2 separate regions of the Homo sapiens genome follow, and region 2 is linked to region 1. Evidence: chromatin contacts called from ENCODE Hi-C or POLR2A ChIA-PET data. All regions are on one chromosome and are shown on one strand. Each heading gives the region's core, a stretch centred on a gene start or an enhancer-like site at or near the end of the contact. The rest is flanking DNA. Distances are from core to core; before and after follow the strand shown. Region 1 overlaps SMARCD1 (SWI/SNF related BAF chromatin remodeling complex subunit D1). Region 2 overlaps FAM186A (family with sequence similarity 186 member A).

Region 1 (3,763 bases), core at 596-3,095:
CTCCCAAAGTGCTGGGATTACAGACGTGAGCCACTGCGCCCAGCCAAACAAATCTTTTTTTATTGTTTCAGAGACAGGATTTTACTCTGTTGCCCAGGCTGGACTCGAACTCCAGGACTCAAGTGATCTACCCACCTCAGCCTCTGGAGTAGCTGGGTCTACAGGAATGTGCCACCGTGCCTGGCTTTCTCCCTTTTAAACTAAAATTGACCCCAAAAATAAAGTCAAACACAAAATTAAAAGTGGTCTAACTTTAAGCATAGGAATATAGGACAGACCAACTTCTACTGACCTAATTTATAGGTTGAGGAGTTACTACTGTGTAAGTGAAGGTTCAGGGTCTTATCTTTTTTCTTTTTTTCCCCTCCCTCTCTGTCATCTTGTAGGTTCAGGGTCAAAAGAAAAAAAAAAAAAAAGCCCACCGGGTGTGGTGGCTCACACCTGTAATCCCAGCACTTTGGGAGGCCGAGGCGGGTGGATCACGTGACCAAGAGATCGAGACCATCCTGGCCAACATGGTAAAACCCCGTCTCTACTAAAATACAAAAAATTAGCTGGGCGTGGTGGCATGCGCCTGTAATCCCAACTACTTGGGAGGCTGAGGCAGGAGAATCGCTTGAACCCAGGAGGCAGAGGTTGCAGTGAGCCGAGATTGTGCAACAGAGTGAGATTCTGTCTGTCTCAAAAAAAAAAAAAAAAAAAAAAGAAAGAAAGAAAAGAAAAGAAAAGAAAGCCCTTACCAGAATTAATATGGAATAAAGGAAGGAAGACAAAGAGACTATATCCAACTACAGAGACACGCTGCTTTGAGAAGGAAATTTTCTTCACCCCCTATCTAGAGATGCCTTGCTCTCCAGCTTCTAAACAAAAAAGTGAACAGAGGTAATGGAATTGGGAGGCTCGGACTAGAATGCTGTACCATCCAGAGAAAAGATGGCTGCTGAGCCCTTCCATGAGTGAAGAGCTGGTAGATGTTTAACAACTGATCTTCCAAAGGAGAGTGGGAGGAAGTGCCCAGATGTGTGGCATTTGCTGATCTTTGGGCTTTAAATATTCTGATTTCAGCCGGGCGCAGTGGCTCACACCTGTAATCCCAGCACTTTGGGAGGCCAGGTGGGCGGATCACCTGAGGTCAGGAGTTTGAGATCAGCCTGGCAAACATGGTGAAGCCCCGTCTCTACTAAAAATATAAAAAAATTAGCTGGGCATGGTAGCAGGTGCCTGTAATCCCAGCGACGTGGGAGGCTGGGGAGGGAGAATTGCTTGAACTCAGGTGGCGGAGGTTTCAGTGAGCTGAGATCATGCCATTGCACACCAGCCTGGGCAACAAGAGCAAAACTACATCTCAAAACAAAACAAAACAAAAGGCCGGGCGCGGTGGCTCACGCCTGTAGTCCCAGCACTTTGGGAAGCCAAGGCGGGTGGATCACCTGAGGTCGGGAGTTCAAGACCAGCCTGACCAACATGGAGAAACCTTGTCTCTACTAAAAATACAAAATTAGCCAGGCATGGTGGCACATGCCTGTAATCCCAGCTATGTGGGAGGCTACGGCAGGAGAATCACTTGAACCCAGTAGGCAGAGGTTACGGTGAGCCAACATTGTGCCATTGCACTCCAGCCTGCATAACAAGAGTGAAACTCCATCCCAAAAAAAAAAAAAAAAATTCTGATTTCAAGCTACCAACATTACATTACTGTTCATGGGAAGAGATGCACAGTAACACATAAGCACATCATTATATCATATTTCCGCCAGATGGATACAACAGGCAAAAATAACCTCAAGAGCACAAATACAGGCTGGGCGCGGTGGCTCATGCCTGTAATCCGAGCACTTTGGGAGGCCGAGGCGGGCAGATCACGAGGCTCGGCGGGCAGATCACGAGGTCAGATTGAGACCATCCTGGCTAACATGGTGAAACCCCATCTCTACTAAAAATACAAAAAATTAGCCAGGTGTGGTGACGGGTGCCTGTAGTCCCGGCTACTCGGGAGGCTGAGGCAGGAGAATGGCGTGAACCCAGGAGGCGGAGCTTGCAGTGAGCCGAGATCGCGCCACTGGACTCCAGCCTGGGCAACAGAGTGAGACTCTGTCTCCAAAAAAAAAAAAAAAAAAAAGCACAAATACAATAAAATGTAATAATTAGGAAGTTATACATTTTGAATATATGTTACCCACTTTTAGTCTAATATATTTAATTATAAGTTTATGTAATTTAATTGTAAGTAACAGTGTAACAGTTGTGTTTAACAACCTGTTTGCAAAATTCCTGAAAATTTGACAACTGGCTTGTGCAAATCGGCACAAGGCAGCTCCGGCACAGCACTGCCTCCCACACACAGGCCTACCTGATGACATGATTAATGATGATAGGTTCTGGTGGCATAAGCAAGGCATGGAGCCGCTGAGGGATCTCTGAAAACTTCATACGTTGAGACTCAAAGATCTGTAGCAAAGGGGAGAAGCACGAGGTTAGCAGTTTGAGCATAACTAGTGTTCTAATGGATTCTAGCAAAAGAATGGGTCCATTACTTACCTGCTGCAGGTACTTGTCACAGATGACAAACTCCCGCTCGTGAGGGTCCTGGAGCTTATGTGTCTTAATATATTGCCACAGTGCTTGGATGATCACTGGACGAGTCTGGGTATGGATGCCCAGGAGTCGAGCTAGGCGGGGGTCTAATTTAAACTGGGGAGGCTGCAGGGAACCAAAGTATAGGGGATGAAGCTAGTTAGCTGCGTCTATATGCAGCAATACATTCAAGCTATTCAACAAATAATGTAGTGCTTTTTCTGGGACAGAAAAATTCTAGGAAGAACTCAGAGATGACTAAGACTCTATCTCTGTGCCAAAGTGGCAAATTATTCACAACTAGACATAAACTCTTTAAAGTGAGACTGCTGACGGTATGTGGCTGTGAAAGCTGGACCCCCTCACACCACCACAGAATACCTGGTAATCCAGCATCAGTAGGACAGTACACCGTACATTCACGTCTCCCGGCCGCTTCACCTGAAAGCCATCGGTCTCCTGGGTAGTGGCGGTCCTGTGCCACTACAGAGAGGAAGATGTCAGGGGGTGCTCTCCCAGAGGAAGAGCTGGGGTGGGAGGGAAGAGCTTCTGTAATGACTGAATATTCAACTTTGATTACTGAGGCTACTGGAGAAGAGTAATAGCATGAGGCATTTTAAAAAACTGCATATGGCTTTGGGATTACTGTCTGTGTATAAGTAGATTAACCTTTTAATTGTTTGTGGTTGATTTAAATAAGCCTCAATGTCCAGTGATAATTTTATCCACAAAATGGATAATACACATGTGAACAGTAACATAGCTATCATTTACTGAGTACTTACTATGTGTGACAGTATTCTAAGACATTTACCTGGATTATCTCACTTCCCGAACATCTATACAAGATAGGCACAATTATACTTATTTTACAGATGAGAAAACTAATGCTCAGCATAATAAAGTAACTTGCCTAGGTCAAACAGCCAGTAAGTGGCGGAGCCACCATTTGAGCTCTGATGTGTCTGATTCTACAGTCCACATTCTTAGCCACTATACTCTACTGCTATAAAATTAAATATATTTACAAGTTTCTATTGATTCTATGACTTACTTCCCTTATTAGATGGTAAAGACCTCCCCATGTCTCTTAGTGGTTGAGGTTAAGGGGCTGCAGCTACACTGGCAAAGAAAGGAGCAGGTTAGGTTCACTTGGAGTGCTGGCTGGACTGTCATTCTGGTTTTGCCT
Region 2 (3,612 bases), core at 241-2,740, 240 kb before region 1:
CATAGCTCACTGTAACCTTGAACTTCTGGGGTCAAGTGATCCCCTCCTGCTTTAGTCTCCCAAGTAGCTGGGATTACAGGCACACCTGGCCCATTGTATAGATATATCATAATTTATTGAATTGTTCTCCTACTGATAGAAATTTGGATATTTTTCAACATTGCAAACAATGCTACACCAAATATCTTTGAAGTACTTTGTATATTTATATAATTATTTTCCTACAAAAATTCCATTAAAATAATATTCAGTTTTTTCCAATTGCCTAAGTAATGCATGTTCACTGAAAATTTAAAAAATACAGACAGGTCTATCCTTGGAAATAACAATCATTAATTATCAATATTTAAGCCATGTTCTAACTTTAGGTATAAGAATACTGTCTAATAAGCAATAAGCTATTGCCAAGTCCTTTTCTTCCCGATTTTGGGTCTTCAAGGCATTCTGTCACCTTTATGTAACTTTATATATATGGATTACAGGCCAGGCACAGTGGCTCACACCTGTAATCCCAGCACTTTGGGAGGCCAAGGCGGGTAGATTGCTTGAGCTCAAGAGTTCAAGACCAACCTGGGCAACATGGCAAGACCCCAGTCTGTACCAAAAGTACAAAAAAAACAGCCAGGTGTGGTGGTGTGCACCTGTGGTCCCTGCTACTTGGGAGGCTGAGGTGGGAGGATTGCTTGAGCCCAGGGAGCAGAGGTTGCAGTGAGCTGAGATGGCACCACTGTACTACAGCCTGTGTGACAGTAGGAGACCCTGTCTCAAAAAAAAAAAAAAAAAAAGGATTACATACAGATTTTACTAGTTTATCTTTTTGAGTTCTGGAGGCACTTTTATTTTCCCTATGACTCACCTATATTCCCACAAATGTGTTTAAAGCAATTTATAATGAGGTTAATTTTCTTGTCTCATTTCCAGGGTTAAGAAGATTCCCAAATGACTGTAAAATTAAATACAAGCATGTTGAAAGTACATTTCAGTATCTTTCAGTAAAATGCCTATTTTGTTCTCTTTCATGCGTATATATTGCTTTGTCTTTCCTTTGCTTTTATATTCTCCTTGCAGTTCTTCAGGTTGAACATCTTCATTTCTGGGCTACTACTATGACCACTCAAGAAAGAGTATCTTCTGCTCTACATTACTGGAAACACAAAGGTTCAACAACCCTGGGGTAGGCTGAGTCATGAAAGGGACATCATTATGGGCCCCTAACATGATGGCAAAGTGGCACAGTCTGCCTTTCCCAGTCTAAACCCGAAGATGCCTCAGAAGGAAGAAATAAATGAGTATAATGAAGGAAACTAAAAACCAGCAGACACCCCTGAAGAATTAGAAGGTGGTTATGATTGGTAATGAAGGGAAATCATAATGTTACCAGTAGAGGGTTGTGACTGCAAGTTGTCCAGGTTCTTGGCATTTTGAACAAAGAATTGGGCAAAATGCCCAGCAAAGCAAATAAAGAATGAAGCAACAGAAGAACGAAAGCAGGGATTTATTGAGAACAAAAGTACACTCCACAGTGCAGGAGTGGCCCGAGCAGCTGCTCAAGGACCTGGATACAGAATCTTCTTGGGTCCAAATACCCTCTAGAAGTTGCCTATTGATCACTTCATGCTCACCTCATGTAAATAAAGCGGTAGCCTGCAATCAGTCTGATTGGTTGCAGCAAAAAGCAACCAATCAGAGGCTAGGGTGAAGTTACAAACTTATACTCCTATTTTTTTTTTTTTTTGAGACAGAGTTTCGCTCTTGTTGCCCAGGCTGGAGTGCCATGGTGCGATCTCGGTTCTTGAAATTCTGCCTCCCAGGTTCAAGCGATTCTCCTGCCTCAGCTTCCCGAGTAGCTGGGTTTACAGGCATGCACCACCATGCCTGGCTAATTTTGTATTTTTAGTAGAGACAGTGTTTCTCCATGTTGGTCAGGCGGTTTCGAACTCCCAGCCTGAGGTGATCCACCTGCCTTGCCGTCCCAAAGTGCTGGGATTACAGGCATGAGCCACCACGCCAGGTCTCAAAGTTACACTTTTATGCAAACAAAGACTGGCCTGCAATCAGTCTGATTCATTGAGGGCAGCCAATTTCCCATCTGCCTCACAGAAAAAGGTTAAAGGGAGTAGCCTCTGGTCCTTTTGTTACTTAGGTGTGTGGAAAGTTAGGGGTTTCCTTTTCATTTAGTTCTAGGAAGTTGGCGTGCAGCCTTAGGTTTGCTGCCTCCAGACCCTGTTCTCCTTCCTCAATAACTCTGTACAGCGGAGGGCCAGGCTTCCAACACGGGGATTGTATTAGTCAGGCTTCTCTTAGAGGGACAGAACTAATAGGATATATATAAAGGGGAGTTTATTAAGTATTAACTTACACAATCACAAGGTTGCACAATAAGCTGTCTACAAGCTGAGGAGCAAGGAGAGCCAGTGCAAGTCCCAAAACTGAAGAACTTGGAGTTCAATGTTCAAGGTCAGGAAGCATCCGGCATGGGAGAAAGGTATAGGCTGGGAGGCTAGGCCCGTCTCTCATCTCTCTCCTTTTCACATTTTTCTGCCTGCTTTATATTCACTGGAAGCTGATTAGATTGTGCCCACCCAGTTAAGGGTGGGTCTGCCTTTTCCAGCCCACTGACTCAAATGTTAATCTCCTTTGGCAACATCCTCACAGGCACATGCGGGATCAGTACTTTGCATCCTTCAATCCAATCAAGTTGACACTCAGTATTAACCATCACAAGTCCACCCCTTGTCAACTTGAACACATCTCCTGAGATCATACATAATCTTCAAATAAAAACAATAATATCATAATTACACTTAACATAATATGACTATCCCTTGTACAACCAGAAAGACACCAATCCCCAACCCAAATACTGTTATATAAAGTTAACAATACTTAAATGCTGATATGAAGTCAATAAATCTTATGTCACATGATAAAGGAAAAGGAAATAAAATGAAAATAGTTTCTTAGTACAAGTGTATATACACACAAACATGTTTTTAACAAAAGAAGGAGGAAATACTCATGACAATGACAGTCCTCATTTCTGTAGCTGGTCACATGGTTGTAGCTGGTATTGATGACTATCTTCTTCTACTACCCATTCTGTATTCCCTCTGCCTTCAGCAAACACCTCAGCAGGTCATGGTTTTTTTCCTGGTGGAGTGACCCAAACCTTCATTCTTGAAGGGTCTGGACCATTTGTAGTCCTGCCTGGATTGGGCTGTTGTAGTTTCCCATTGACCTTAATCACAGGGCATGGTAATACTAAGAGATGCCTTAATGGATCTCCTGTATCCATGCATACTCTTCCGTATCTCCATTGTGGAGCAGTAGACTTATATCAGATTTCATCTTGATAGTCCGGGTCAGTCACCCCAGGCAACACTGTAACTCCCTGTTGACTTAAAGGTAGGAGGAGCCCAAAGTGTCCAGGTGGCAATCTTAACTTCCAGTTTAATGGAATCGTTGTTCTGTCTCCTGATGGCAGCGTTCCTCCCTCTGGAACTAAGACCTCTAGGCCCAGCAGAACATAATGTTGTGGGAAGAAGAAGCAAAAATGTTGCTAGTGGATCACTAGGGGTGATGGTGAGTGGTGCCACTTCCACTTCCACCTTG

The links. Hi-C counts contacts between places; a loop is a spot of excess contacts on that map. ChIA-PET counts read pairs that join two places held with the same protein, here RNA polymerase II (POLR2A). Pooled maps may share reads with other maps.
Region 2: a pooled map shows a loop between it and region 1 (2.0-fold over the local background). The contact joins two enhancer-like sites. A Hi-C loop is called at or near these places in 20 of 168 maps with a recorded cell type or tissue (GM12878, HCT116, Jurkat and 13 more), 13 of 37 single-sample maps with no recorded cell type and 20 of 50 pooled maps. POLR2A ChIA-PET finds 5 or more read pairs at or near these places in 9 of 52 experiments (A549, A673, AG04450 and 5 more).

Annotation. Positions count from the first base shown.
Region 1 is chr12:50,089,178-50,092,940 of GRCh38, reverse strand. SMARCD1 (SWI/SNF related BAF chromatin remodeling complex subunit D1) reads right to left here. Exons shown (of 13, transcript NM_003076.5): 7 at 2,956-3,057; 8 at 2,539-2,700; 9 at 2,351-2,448. Among named protein-coding and RNA genes, the nearest start is that of SMARCD1, 5.7 kb to the right of the region's middle. Within about 2 kb of position 1,845, at least 2 of the 41 ENCODE cell types and tissues checked have a DNase peak (open chromatin) inside an H3K27ac peak, as active enhancers do.
Region 2 is chr12:50,324,714-50,328,325 of GRCh38, reverse strand. FAM186A (family with sequence similarity 186 member A) reads left to right here. Exons shown (of 8, transcript NM_001145475.3): 8 at 922-1,017. The coding sequence ends at 943. Among named protein-coding and RNA genes, the nearest start is that of LIMA1, 43 kb to the right of the region's middle. Within about 2 kb of position 1,490, at least 7 of the 41 ENCODE cell types and tissues checked have a DNase peak (open chromatin) inside an H3K27ac peak, as active enhancers do.